Regions from separate parts of the Homo sapiens genome. Here region 1 is linked to region 2. A link is a contact called in ENCODE Hi-C or POLR2A ChIA-PET data. All regions are on one chromosome and are shown on one strand. The core of a region is the stretch at or near the end of the contact, and the rest is flanking DNA. Distances in the headings are between cores, read along the strand shown. Region 1 overlaps PRKCE (protein kinase C epsilon). Region 2 overlaps PRKCE (protein kinase C epsilon).

Region 1 (6,828 bases), core at 1,019-3,518, 40 kb after region 2:
AAAGATGGGGGTCTTGGCCAACTCTGGAATTCTGTGATTTTATGACTGTTATATTCCTCAGTCTAACAAATACCACATCTGAGTCTGCAAGAGCTGGTGTTTGATGATTGCAGTGGAAGTCCCTCGTGGATCGCAGTTCATTACTTCACAGGCAGATATTCCTCGGCTGGAGCATGTGTCCCAGAACTTACCAGGTCTGCTTGCAGCCCAGGCCTGTGCATCAGTCCCCATCTGTTAAATGTGGAGGCTGCTGCCTTTCTTCTGCTCATCAAGAGTGAGTCCTAGCCAAGATTGTAATTGTTACCAAACATCTGAATTCACTGGAGAGGCAGGAAGGGTGAGTGGATAATAACACCTTATATTCCCATAGAAAGCTTTGTACTTCCCAGAGCCATTTAAACATTGATTATCTCATTCTAACTTCAGAACAGCCTTTATTATCTTCATTTGACAGATGGGGGAGAAATGGAGGCACAAAGGATTTGTCACTTGGCCAAGGTCACAAAGCAGACTCGAAGCTGGTCCTGTGACTTGCTCTTGCCCCTGTGCTTGTCCTTTTGGGAGAGGCTTTATCTGTTCATGGAAGTCAAGGATGTTTCCTTCAAATATTTTCCCCTCAGCCCCTGCTTTTGAGGATCTGCACTGGGGGAGGGAGAACATTTCTTCTGTGGCTTCTCATGTCTGTGGGACACACAGTTCGTGACGAATATGAAATAAAATGGAAATAGCTCCTGCATCCTCCCACACAGACGAGCTGAGAGTCTGCCTCTGATGTGAGAGCCAGCATGGAAGGAGCGATGGCTCTGACTGTCCCCTTCTCCTTAGTTCCCAACTGCCAAGCCAGGAATCAGACCTGGGAGTGCAGGCATGAAGCTCCAGTTAGGCAGGCCCCAGCCTTCCTGCAGCATGACTTATGTCTGGTACCCCTGCGGGTTGCATTCCTGCTACTTCTCATAAGGTAGACACAAATTGGAGGCCTCCTCGATGGCAGGCAGTGCATGAGGAATGCTGGGATGCTGCAGGGTGCTGCACATGTTTCCTGCCTTCGGTGAGCTCCTGATCTACTACCAAAGTCCGCCTCTGTCACTCCTCCCTACGCATCATAGGTTGGACTCGAGAGCCTGCAGATTTCCTTTAATGTCTTCCTGGGCAGAGCAAGTTGCTAAGCTGGGGCTCCAGTCCACAATCATCAAGTGCCACAGAACAAAGCTGTGAGGTCAGTTGTAGCAGAGATGGCTTATGTGTCCACCAAAGCCTACATCGTGGGAAAACAGCTAGACTACACCTCTCATTCCCTTATGACCAGGTGATATGGCTTGGCTGTGTCCCCACCCAAATCTCATCTTGAATTCCCACATGTTGTGGGAAGAACCTGGTGGGAGGTAATTGAATCATGGGGCCAGGTCTTTCCCACGCTGTTCTCATGATAGTGAATAAGCCTCATGAGATCTGATGGTTTTATAAGGGGGAGTTTCCCTGCACAAGCTCTCTCTCTTTGACTGCTGTTGTCCATGTAAGATGTGACTTGCTCCTCCTTGCCTTCCACCATGATGGTGAGGCCTCCCCAGCCACGTGGAACTGTAAGTCCATTAAACCTCTTTCTTTTGTTAATTGCCCAGCCTCGGGTATGTCTTTATCAGTAGTGTGAAAACGGACTAATACACCAGGTATGGCCAGGTGTGGTCCTGTGGCTCAATTCTGGCCAGTGGAATGTGGGTGAAAGGAGTAAGTGCTTCTTCTAGGCCAGCCCACAAAAACCTCCTGGGTCAGTGTCCCAGGTGCCTTCTCCCTCTGTTGGCTTAGAGCAGCCAGTCATAGTGGTCTTGGGGGCCATGTGTTGAAGGTGGCAGAGTCAGAAGAGGGAAGGAGCCTGACTCTCCAAATCCCTGCTTGGAAGAGAGCCACTCCTGTGTGGATAGTAGCACACAGTTTCACCTTGAATGGCAGTGAGCCACTATTTGGGGATTTACCTGTTACTCTAATATACCAGTTTGAGGGACAAAGACAATGGCTTGAGTCAGGATCATGGATTCAGTCTGGATGAGACAAGTGGGATTTGTGGAACTTACTGGCGCTGCTGCTCACACCTGGAGCTGCCTCTGGGTGTGAAAGAGTAGGAGGTGAAGACCCCCAATTCCCTTCTGGAAGAGGTTAGTAGGGCCTACCAGAGCTTGGTGGCAGGTGCTGGTCAGGAGCACCCTGGGCTGGGGCCAGCATACCGGGCAGACCCAGCCAGGCCAAGGTGGCAGCTGCTCCAACCAGGCCAAGACCCATGCACTGGGTTCTCAGCCTTCCTGGGTCAAGGCCAGAGGGCTGGTGTGATGGAAGATGCCCCAGTTCTGGCAGATCTTGGCTCTTGCTTCATGCCCTATATCAGCCAGCTATTTGACCTTGGACAAGGCCCTTCTCTGGCCCTTGGCATGATTCCTTTCATTTGCAGCAGCTGGGTGTGGACTAGATGATCATGGATGTCTATGAATGTGAATTTTGAAAGCTTTAGTACAGACTATGCTCTAGGAGTTTTTAGAGTTCCTGGGCCACCCCATCCCCATTCTGGATTCCAAGGCTATGGTTCTGCCTTAGTGTGACTGCTGCAGCATGTTGTCAAACAGCACTTTGACTTTCCCTGTGACCCTAAGTCAGGGACTTCCAGATCTAAACTCTTTCAAACTCTTTTGAATAAAATGGAAGGCATCTCATCTCCAGTCCCCATCTCTATTCACCTGGATATTGTGACATCTCCCACTGGGAGAGATGTCTCCTGTCTCCCCTGTGACCATGTATCTTTTTTTTTGTTTGTTTGAGACAGTCTCACTCTGTCACCCAGGCTGGAGTGCAGTGGCATGATCTCAGCTCACTGCAACCTCCACCTCCCAGGTTCAAGTGATTCTCATGCCTCAGCCTCCTGGGTAGCTGGGATTACAGGCACATGCCACCACGCCTGGCTAATTTTTGTATTATTTAGTAGAGATGGGGTTTCACCATGTTGGCCAGACTGGTCTCGAACCCCTGACCTCAAGTGATCCGGAAAGTTCTGGGATTACAGGCTTAGGCTACTGCGCCTGGCCCATTTATCTTATTTAATTAACACGTCCATAGCACTGGCTAGGTGCTGGGCACCGTTCTTGGACTTTTCTGTGTATTAACTCACTTAACCCCTGTAACAACCTGATGATGTAGGTACTATCACTATCCTCATATGACGGGTAAGAACACTGAGGCCCAGCCTGAGAGATTAAGGAACACATCCCCAGTTTTTCAGCAGTAAAGCAAGAGGCCAAGCTGGGATTTGAACCCAAATAGTCTGGCTTCAAAGTCCATACCCTTGCCCACTGAGGTACACAGCCTCTTGTAAGTACTCCTTGAAAGTCCATACATCCTCCAGAGTCTCTAATATGTCCTCCTGAGAGCTTTGCTCTCCTGCTTCTGAATCTCAGTCCTAGATGGTCTGGTCTCAGTGGAACCCTGGAGTGTTTTTTAGCTCTATTTTCTTCTGTATATTTTCCTGCATGTTTTTCTCTTTGTGAAGCCTGTCCATAGATTAATGATTCCATTGCCAGGCCCCAGGCCAGGATTCCCAGTCCCAAGAAGTGGCAGGAGAAGGCTCTGGACATTGCGGCTCCAGCATGGCCCAGAGTATGCCCAGGGCTTGGGGACTGGCTGTCACAGGGATTTACGGCTGTTACTAACTGACATCTTGTTTTTGCCAGGGCCAATCAGAGATGCTCAGGCCTGACTGATATACCATTGTTTGCCACCCTGATGTTTCTGGAGCTGAGGCCTGCAGACCCTCACCCCTAAAGGATCGGGGTGTTTTACTGCCTGGCAGGCCAGATGACACAACCTGACTTGTCTAGAGGCTGAACCAGGGGTGCTGGGAGAGAGGGGGGACCTTGCCTTCTCTCGCTTAACATGGGGTGGGAAAAATCCAGCCAGGCAAAAACATATTCCATCTGATCTCTCACTATTCTAAGTATTCAGTCTTTTTTCAGGTTGCTGCCCCCTCCCTGTCCCCTGTCCCCCTCCCTGTGGTTTTTGTGCTTTTAGATTGAAGGGAGCGCAGCTCAGAGCACGAACTTTGCAGTCCCAAAGATTAACGTGCAACTCAACCACTTACTTACTCTATGTGCAGCCACAGGCAAGGTACTTATCCCCTTTGTGCCTCAGTTTCCTTAGCTATAAAGCAGGGAGAAAAAAGAGTGCCTACCTCACAGAATTATTGTGAGGACCAGAGTAATAGACAACAGCTGCAAGGTACTTTCCACAGTGCTGGGCATATAACAAACAAGAGATCATGGACATCATGACCAAGAGCGAGGACTCAGGCCAGACTGCCTGGCTGCAAATCACAGCTCTGCTACCTATGACCTGGGTGACCTGGAGTAAGTCACTTAATGTCTCTGTGTCTCAATTGCCTCATCTGTAAAATGGGGATAATGAAAGTCCTTATTTCACAAGATCATTGCAATGATTAAATGAATTAGCATTTGTAAAGCACTTAGCGTGCCTGGTGCCTAGCAAATATTCAGTACTTGTTAAATTAACTATATAAGTGTTCAAGACATGTTGGCTATTACTTCTATTATGTTTCCATTATTGTTATTATTTATGTAATTTTTTGAGACGAGTCTTGCTCTGTCACCAGGCTGGAGTGCAATGGCATGATCTTGGCTCACTGCAACCTCTGCCTCTCTGGTTCAAGCAATTCTGCCTCAGCCTCCCGACTAGCTGAGATTACAGTCATGCGCGACCATGCCCAGCTAATTTTTCTATTTTTAGTAGAGATGGGGTTTCACTATGTCGGTCAGGATGGTCTTGATCTCCTGACCTCATGATCTGCATGCCTTGGCCTCCCAAAGTGCTGGGATTACAGGCATGAGCCAACACGCCCGGCCTCCATTATTATTAGTAACTTTATATTATGTCCTATAAAGGAGGCAGGACAAATACTCCTATTTCACTCTGCAGATGAAAGGTTATGTGACGGGGGCAGATCCTCAGTTTAGCCCCCACTGTTACTTGAGTAAAGAATTACATCTTCTCCACACTGTCTGTGTGCCCTCAGGTGTTCCTGTTGACAGTTGACCTCTTGCCACTCTACGGCCTGTCCTTTTTTTTTTTTTTTTTTTTTTTTTTTGAGACAGAGTTTTGCTCTTGTTCCCCAGGCTGGAGTGCAGTGGTGCAATCTCGGCTTACTGCAACCTCCACCTCCCAGGTTCAAGAGATTCTCCTGCCTCATCCTCCCGAGTAGCTGCGATTACAGGCATGCACCACCACGCCCAGCTACAGCTAATTTTTTGTAGTTTTAGTAGAGACGAGGGTTCCCCATATTGGCCAGGCTGGTCTCGAACTTCTGACCTCAAGTGATTTACCCCACCTTGGCCTTCCAAAGTGCTGGGATTACAGGCATGAGTCACTGCGCCCGGCCTGTCCTGTCTTTTTGACACCCAAATCTGATCATGCTATTCCCCCTGCTTAAAGCCCCTGATGGGAAGCCTGTACTGTTGGTGGCCTCCAGGAACGTCTCTCCTCCTTGGCAAGGCCCATGAAGCTCTGGACCAATTGGCCCTGGCTGGTCCCACTGACAGTTGCATTCCCTCTATGATCTGCTACACCTCTGGGGCCTGGACAGGCCATTCCCTTTGCCTGGAAGGGCCTTTTGCCTTTTTTCCATCCAGCTCAAGTGTCAGCTCCTCCCTGTACCTACAGGCAGAGTCTGGCTCCCTCCTCTGGGCTTCCATCTGCTTGGCTCCAGTGTTCTATTGCATGGTTCTCATTTGTTTAGGAGATGTTCAACTCCTCCAGCACACTTCCCTGTCCTTGGAGGGCGGGGACCATGTGTCATTTATCTTCGTATTCGCCCCATACTTCTACCTCTTTGAGGCTGAAAGTATACCTGGCATATGTTAAATGCTCAGAGATTGTGACTAGATGAATAATAATGATAATTACGACACTGTCGCCTTGCATCTGTAATGCGCATCATGATTCAAAAGCTCTCACACCTTTGTGTTTTCATCTTGGTCCCAGTCTGGTGCTGACTTGCAGTGCTGTCCTCCATAAGCTAGCTTATCTCCCTGGGCCTCAGTTTCTTTCCCTGTAAATGATCTGTAGTCGCTGTCACCTCGAGGCTCTTATAAAGGTGAAGTGGATGCTTATTTAAGAATGTGTTTGGAATCAAGTTCTAGACATACAGAGGCTGTCATTGTTTTTGCTCATCTTGCCCTTGGACTCCGCAGCTGATCACCTTGCCAGATGGGAAGAGCCACAGGAGAGCATATGCCTGAGGGTGGCTAATAATGTGTATTTTTCTTTGCCCTACATATTTGTGTGATGCCTGATGGTAATGGATAGCTGTAAAGACTCATTATGTCCTGTGTAGCTGCAGGGGTATGCATCTTCCTTCTGTGTTACTGATTGGGAGGCTGAGCCCACAGAGAACCATCCAGGGCACACAGGCAAACCCTGCTGTAAGAAACTCAGTATATGAACATCCGGACCAACAAAAAAGTGGATGGTATTAAAGCAATTTTAAAAAATCATTCTTCATTTGAAGAAGGGATCCACTGGCATTTCTTTAAATAGGAAACCATGGCTGTTTTTAGGTTGAGGAGTTAAAACCTACCTAATAATGAATGTGATGGGCCAAGAAGGGGGAAGGCAGAAAAGCCTAAAGATGTGGTATTAGTTTCCACTCATGGTAAATGAGAAGTGAAGATAAAACACCCCTGAAAAAGTGCATCTCTCTAGAAATAGATCTGGATTTGCAGGCATTCCATTTATGGGCACCTGTTTCAGAAGTAGGTCTGTGGTTATAACAGAGAGATA
Region 2 (7,440 bases), core at 35-2,534:
TGTAAAACTAAGTCAGTACTATCTATCTAATTGTGTTTGAAATAAATAATATAATGCATAGAAAGTGCATAGAAAAGTTCTTGTCACGGCTGGGCACGGTGGCTTATGTCTGGAATCCCAGCACTTTGAGAGGCCGAGGCGGTTGTATCACTTGAGGTCAGGAGTTCGAGACCAGCCTGGCCAACATGGAGAAACCCCGTCTGTACTAAAAATACAAAAATTAGCCGGGGATGGTGGTGAGCGCCTGTACTCTCAGCTACTCAGGAGGCTGAGGCAGGAGAATCGCTTGAACCTGGGAGGTGGAAGCTGCAGTGACTGAGATGGCGCCAATGCACTCCAGCCTGGGTGAGAAAAGTGCTTGTCATGTGATAGAACACACAAAAATGTTTGCTATTGCTATTATAATACTATTGTAAAATATAAATTGTGGATGATGTGGTTTGGGACTGAAGATATTGTCGAAGAATCCATTTGGTTTATAATTCTTTATGTCCGACAGTTACTTGGGGCTAGGGGTTGCTTGTCATCTCAGTGGTGTGTCCTAGACGGATGGTCTTTCTCCTTATAATGAGTTACATAGGAAATGGCTGTGGTTTGCCAAATGTCTATTTGCTGCCCACTGTCAAGCATTTATAGGCTAGCATATATTCATAAAGTACTACATTCACAGTTTGCTAGTTCACTTTTCACCCTCTCGGTGCTAATGAGCTGTGTGACCTTGATGAAGCTGAAACCTCTCTGAGCTCCAGCTTCCTCAGCTGTAAAATGGGAATAGTCACATTGGCCCTGCTTATCTCACGGAGTTGTGAGACTCATTTAATATGCATCCGAAAAGAAAAACATGTCACACACATGTAAGTAATAGTGATGAACCACTTTGGGATTCAGGGAGGGGGACGGCCCTTTCGTATACAGTTTACAAATGGAGAAACCGAGGATAAAGGGTGCCTCTTGGTAGGGACTAGAATGGGACTCAGACCTTATTTCCCCAAGTCCCTGATCACACTAAGCAACATTTGGGTTTCTTAGCCAAATAGTCTGCCTCATTCTTTCACATTGTTGGGACTGAAGATTTAAAATTAATCTGTGGGTTTTGTTTCTAGGAAACTTGTGTCTTAGAAGCCCACCCCCTCACACAAGAGAACGTGTCTCTTTCTCATTGCTTCCTTATCCCTACTTGGCTCTTTAAAAATTTTTCTTTATCACTGCTTATCATATGACTGTGCACAGACAACCGTAAAGCCAACTATTTTAAGGGGAAAAGGGGAGGAAGACAGATAAGACAGTGATTCAGAAACAAGCAGGAAAATGGAGTCATGTGGCTGTCCCCTTGTGGGTGGGATTTACAGCAGTGTTTTAGACTAAGAAAGCCTCCTTTTCGCCTGGAGAATGAATTAGGCCCATCAGGAATGTGTTTTAGAACCCGGAGGGAGCACTCCTTCACAAGTCTCTCATGTGGCCAGCCTCAGTGCTGGGCTGTGTTCTCTTACCGCGCAGCGTGGCTGAAGCCTCTGCTCTGTGCCTGGGACTGGACTGAGCTTGATACAGTGGGGGCTCCAATAGAGAGGTCCTGGTGCTTGTCCCCAAGGTATAAAAAAGGGAGAAATGGCTACTTGAAAAGACTGATCTGATCACATCAGTTTCAGGGAGGGCAGGAAGAAACTAGGCCTTGTCCTACTCTGTTCGTAGAAATATAAATTAGCGGCACCTTTTTGGAAAGCAAAAAGGTAGTATCTGTGAAAATTAAAATGTATATCGGCCGGGCATGGTGGCTCATGCCTGTAATTCCAGAACTTGGGGAGGCCAAGGTGGGCGTATCACTTGATGTCAGGAGTTCAAGACCAGCCTGGCCAACATGGCGAAACCCCGTCTCTACTAAAAATACAAAAATTAGCCAGGCATGGAGGCAGGTGCCAGTAATCCCAGCTATTTTGGGGGCTGAGGCACGAGAATCACTTGAACCCAGGAGGCAGAGGTTGCAGTGAGCTGAGATTGCACCACTGCACTCCAGCCTGGGCAACAGAGTGAGACTCAGTCTCAAAATAAAATAAAATAAAATTTATATAATCAAGACGATCAAGTCTGTTATTAGTTATCAGTCATACATAGATGTGTGACGCACTAATATTATTTAAGTAATTTGCCTCTGCTAGCTGAAGAGGTGGCTCTATGGACACCCCCACCCAGTAAGTCGGCCGCGTGCCTTCTCTAATGGGATTTGAATTTTAGGAAAGTGAGGCATCATCTGACTCTTTCCAAATTTAAATCTGTTAAGAACCTTTAGGGTTTAATATGCTTTTTGTATAGGCTCCATTTTTCTTTCTGAAGGAGAAAGACGTGAGAAAAAGAGAATAAAGGCATATCCTGTCTAGGCTATTGGTTTTCAAACTCTGGGTCAGGACCCTCAATGAAGTTGATGAAATCAATTGCGTGGATCTCTACAACAATTTTAAATATGAAAATTGAACAATATACACATTATCAGAATGCTTTGTATGCAATATGAATAAATATTGCCTTATAAAACTCCTATTTCAGTTTTATTTATGTGAGTACGTATGATCTTAATTCTTACTGTGAGTCCCAGTTTAAAAAAACATTGAGAAATATTGCCCCAGAACACAGTTTCTCATTCAATCTAATTTTAATGAGTACCAGTAACATGGAGAAAAGAAAGTAAAGAGGATAGGGTTCCCTGCACTCAATAAACTTACATTTTACTAACCCAAACAATTCCATAAAAGCAAATATGTTATCATTCCCCAGGGAAAGACTGACGAAGGATTTGTAGAGGAGGTGGCTTTTGACCTAGGCCTTGAAGGATGGATCGGATAGACTGGTTCTGAGAAACCTGCCTGACTACTCCTTAGTAAACAAGTCTCTGACGACAAATAATGCTGCAGTGCCCTGATGAACAGAAATACCTTCTGTGGCCTGAAAGCCCCCATCTCTTGAAACCCCTGCAAGTGGCATTCAACATCAGATAGTGGTGCTTCAGGGTTCCTGGGTTGAATTGTTGGAAATTCAAGGTCAGAGAGCTTAGTTCATGCCCTGTAATACAAGGCGGGTTTCCTCAGCTCTAGCCATACTTCAACTGGCACTGGAGAGTTTTGTACCTTCTGATCAGGAATGCAGCATCTTTGGAAGATAAGGTGTTTGCGGCCTTACCCCTCAGGAGACTGCACAATGGGGATACATTTATTCAACAATTTGTACTGTTTTCTTTTGATTCTCCCATCAAACTTGTATGGTAGTGAATATATTCAAAGCGGGAATTAAGATATTCCTCTTAATTTGACATTTCAGGACAAGACCCAGGGAAGTTAAATGATGAATTGGGGGCCAAGGCAGATGAATGAGCACCTGGATGTCTTGCTTTTTAGGACAAAGGTTTTTTACTGCACATGCACGGGTATATAGTCTCCCAAACACACTAGGTACAGGAGGCCTAGGGCCTGGCCTAGAAGGTATTGATATCAGTACCATTACACATTTAATACCATTATCCATTTATGCATTTAAGCTCTATTTAAAAAGGCAATCAAATGAATCAAAATTTCTTCTTTTGTTCTTTCCTTCCTACCTTATTCTTTGCCTTCCATTCCCCTCTGCCTCCCCCCACCAGCCTTCTCTCACTTTCTTTCTCTTAGAGAAGATTAGGTAGGGGAAAGGTTCGTAGACCATTTTACCTCCAATTGAAAAAATGTAAATCTGCTATATAATAAGAGATATTCATTAAATCTTCATTTCTACATAAAAATATAAGAGTTCAGAAGTTTAGTGACTTGATCAAAGTAAAAAAAAAATCCAGTAGAGGACAGGTATGGTGGTTCACACCTGTAATCCAAGCACTTTGCGAGGCCGAGGCAGGGGGATTGCTTGAGGTCAAGACCAGCCTGGCCAACATGGCAAGACACTGTCTCTACAAAAACATTTTACAAATTATCTAGGCATGACGGCATGCACCTGTGGCCCCGGCTACTTGGGAGGCTGAGGCAGGAGGATCACTTGAGCCTAAAAGGTCAAAGGTACAATGAGCCATGATTATGCCACTGTACTCTAGCTTGGGTGGCAGAGTGAGACCCCCTGTCTCAAAAAAAAAAAAAAAAAAAAGAGGAAAGGAAAAAATCCAGTAGAGACAGAAAAAGTATGAGTAAACAGGTTTCCTGATTCCTAGTAAGGTACTTACATTGCTATATCATGCTGCATCCAGTCACCATTCATCCATCATGCTTCCATCATTCATCCATCTCTACATCCATCCATCTGTCTATGCATCCATCCATCCATCCATCCATCCATCCATCCACCCACCCATCCATTCATCCATCTCTATATCCATCCATCCATCCACCCATCAATTCGTCCATCCATCTCTTCATTCATCCATTCATTCATCCATCTCTACATCCATCCATCCATCCATCTATGTATCCATCCATCCATCTATTCATCTATCTCTCCATCCATCCATCCAGCCAGCCAGCCAGCCAGCTGGACAGCCAGGCAGCCAGACAGCCTGTCAGTTTATTGGTCATATAGTTGATGCTAATGCCATGTGTCTAAAATTTTTAGTAAGGGAGTCTGATTTATTATTATCATTATTATTTTCAATTTGCTTTTCAGCTATTGACTGAGGTTGCGGCAATTGACCAGACTACCCTGTGGGCTGATAAAACCTGAAACTTGTCTATTTGGTTGAGATTACCATTTGTCTGTCCCTCAGTGGCTGGTCTTTACATGTCAAGAGGATGGTAAAAACTGCCATAAGGGACTGAACACAGTGCCTCACGCCTGTAATCCCAGCACTGTGAGAGGCTGAGGTGGGAGGATAGCTTGAGCCAGGAGTTTGAGACCAGCCTGGGCAACGTAGTAAGAGCCAGTCTCTAAAAAAATTTTTAAAAATTAGCTGGGTGTGGTGGCATGCATTTGTAGTCTCAGCTGCTCCAGGAGGCTGAGGCAGGAAGACTGCATGAGCCCAGGAGTTTGAGGCTGTGGTGAGCTATGATGGCACCACTCTACTCCAGCCTGGGCAGCAGAGCAACAGAGCAAGTCCCTGTCTCTAATAAAAACAAACAAACAAACCAAAAACCACAGTGAGAGATTTTTTTTTAAAGACTCCTCCACTCCTTTTTTTGGGTTACATTGTTTTTGTTCCCCCTACTTTCTGAACTCTCTGGAGTGTCAGGATACTTTGACTTTTGTGATTCAATCAGCCTACTGCAATGGTAGATTCTTCCTTTCAAGTTGTAACTCTTCCCTTGGAGCAGGGTTTCCCAAAATGTGTTCCAAACAATATAAGAAGTGAATAGGTCATTCACACTCAAAAACGAATGCCATAATCAAGTGAATTTGGAAAACCATAGAGTAAATGAAGCTAAACATTTATTGCAGGACTTTTTTTTACAGCCTTCGATAGGCTATTTTCCATCAGTTTTCTGGATGGCAATTGAGCGAGCAGTGTTTCCAACTGTATTTGATTGTTCAACACACATTTAGGGACAGTACTTACATCTCTTGATGTCATTTGGGAAACACTGTCTTAGAATCTGGACCCTACTATTTAAAGTTAATACGACATATTTAGGGCTGCTGGCCAAGAGAAACTAACATGGTGAGGAGGAAATAATCATTATCCATTTATGTTAATATTTTTATCATAAAGACTAAAACTTTGTTTTTTAAACTAGGATCCCAAGTGTTGTTTATAGACACTTGACTACAGAAGAGAGAAAAGCTTAGGTTGAACAAGTGTTTGTAGAGTATATGAAAATAGAAGTGCAAACAAGGCCCCTATTAGCCAGATTTTCTGAATAATATTCTAGGAGTTCATCCTTGTTCTGTCTTTAGTGAGTGACATTTATAAAGCAGTAGCAAAGCCAATATCATGGTTCCAGGGATCGTTCCTATGGAATTACATTGGCTGAGGACAGAGACCCACTCTTCCTCCTCTTTCCTGAATCAGGTCAGGGTGAATATTATCCAAGTGCAATTGAACTCTTGCTCCTTCTGTTCACAAATCAATTGTTGCTTGATTGGACCCAGAATGTTTGCTGCTCATCAACTCTCTTTTGAAGGTGTATCTCAATATTTCATTTCCTTGTGTTTATTGGAAAATATTTTTTAAAAGCTACTTGCAAAGATGTAAGCGTGATCATTGGGGTTGACTTGCGGCGAAAATGTGAAGGAGTCAAAGACTGATTTCAGGTTTTGTGCACGCTCCTTCCACTTCTGAGCCCCTCCAAGCCTGGGGCCCAGCCAGGATTCCTCACTTCCTCTTGGCTGAGTATAAACTCATTTACACTGAGGTAGATGGCCGTAATGAGATATATAAGACTGGTGCTTTAGAAGAGTGCTGTGGAGGAGGCCTTCCTTTATCTGGAGGGTGACATGGCAATGTCTGGAATTTTCAGATATCAGTGACAGGAAAAGATGGACTTTTGGGTCAAGAGGACTCTGTCAAACCAGGTACTAACTGGAGACCAGGCTATTTCTGAGATCATACTCTGTGTCAAGGGCTAGGGATCTTTACATGAGCCTTCAATTGTAAGTCAGGGCCCAACTCACTGTGGTCAGTGCATATATTTCTAGATTACCTCACTTTGGAAATGCTTGTCTCCCCACTCTGTGAGGGATTAGTGCTTCTCCACTTTAAAGGAAAAACAGGTCATAAATTACTGAGGAATTTTATGGCACAGCCCAAAGCACAGATTGGAGGCCAAGGAAAAATAAAACTCCAGCTTCTTTATGAAAGTCAAATGGAAAAGAGAAGATGCTTCCTGAAAAGAGGTGGGCACTGCTTGAGGGAGAGGAGGGAAAGGACTCTGAGTGAGTCTACAGGAACTCCTTTTGGTGTCCTTGAGGAGTTTATGAGAATTCTCGGCCTCATCTTGATAAACTTGAAGGCAAAGTGAAGCAGGCAGTTGAACTGTTTGTCTGGGAAATGGATGAGAGACATGATTATTTTTGGTAGCAAGATTTTCTGTGTTTGGATTATGCATGTTATAAATCCAGTATCTTAATTTCCATTTGCCTTGGGTGATCCATATGCCTAATTTTAATTCAATGCTGATTAAATGTCAGAGAAGGAAAGGAAGGGATGAGGTGAGAGTTTCCAAGCCTGGCTGACCAGGAAGACAGCAGGCAGATCTTGGAGACTGGACCTCATCAATTATAAAGAGAAAAATCCCCTGTAAGTTACAAAACAAAATAGCACAAGAAAACACTCTGTAGATGTACATTAAGCCGTCTCCTTTCCAGAAAACGTTTCCCCAGACCAGGAAGACCCAGCGTGCCCCTTAGCACCTTAGCCCAGGCCTTCAGCTCTTCTCAGCTCACCTTTTTCTCCAGTGAATAAACATGATGCTGTTTTTAAGTCTTTGCTTCCTTGTTTCTAGCCCATGTTTTACTCCAGAGCAGTGAGGGCACTTGTGACCAGCT

Evidence for each region. A loop is a pair of places that touch in the nucleus more often than their neighbours do. ChIA-PET counts read pairs that join two places held with the same protein, here RNA polymerase II (POLR2A). Pooled maps may share reads with other maps.
Region 1: a loop to region 2 is called in a map of adrenal gland, with 2.4 times the contacts of the local background. The contact joins two enhancer-like sites. A Hi-C loop is called at or near these places in 26 of 168 maps with a recorded cell type or tissue (B cell, CD14-positive monocyte, GM12878 and 16 more), 37 of 37 single-sample maps with no recorded cell type and 26 of 50 pooled maps. POLR2A ChIA-PET finds 5 or more read pairs at or near these places in 9 of 52 experiments (B cell, BJ, GM12878 and 6 more).

The regions. Positions count from the first base shown.
Region 1 is chr2:45,707,028-45,713,855 of GRCh38, forward strand. The region is part of intron 1 of PRKCE (protein kinase C epsilon); the gene reads left to right. It also overlaps the pseudogene TRQ-TTG5-1. Among named protein-coding and RNA genes, the nearest start is that of PRKCE-AS1, 35 kb to the left of the region's middle. Within about 2 kb of position 2,269, at least 3 of the 41 ENCODE cell types and tissues checked have a DNase peak (open chromatin) inside an H3K27ac peak, as active enhancers do.
Region 2 is chr2:45,667,972-45,675,411 of GRCh38, forward strand. The region is part of intron 1 of PRKCE (protein kinase C epsilon); the gene reads left to right. It overlaps PRKCE-AS1 (PRKCE antisense RNA 1), which reads right to left. Exons shown (of 2, transcript XR_940049.3): 1 at 7,339-7,440; 2 at 5,369-6,936. Among named protein-coding and RNA genes, the nearest start is that of PRKCE-AS1, 3.8 kb to the right of the region's middle. RefSeq lists a silencer at 4,796-5,007. Within about 2 kb of position 1,285, at least 4 of the 41 ENCODE cell types and tissues checked have a DNase peak (open chromatin) inside an H3K27ac peak, as active enhancers do.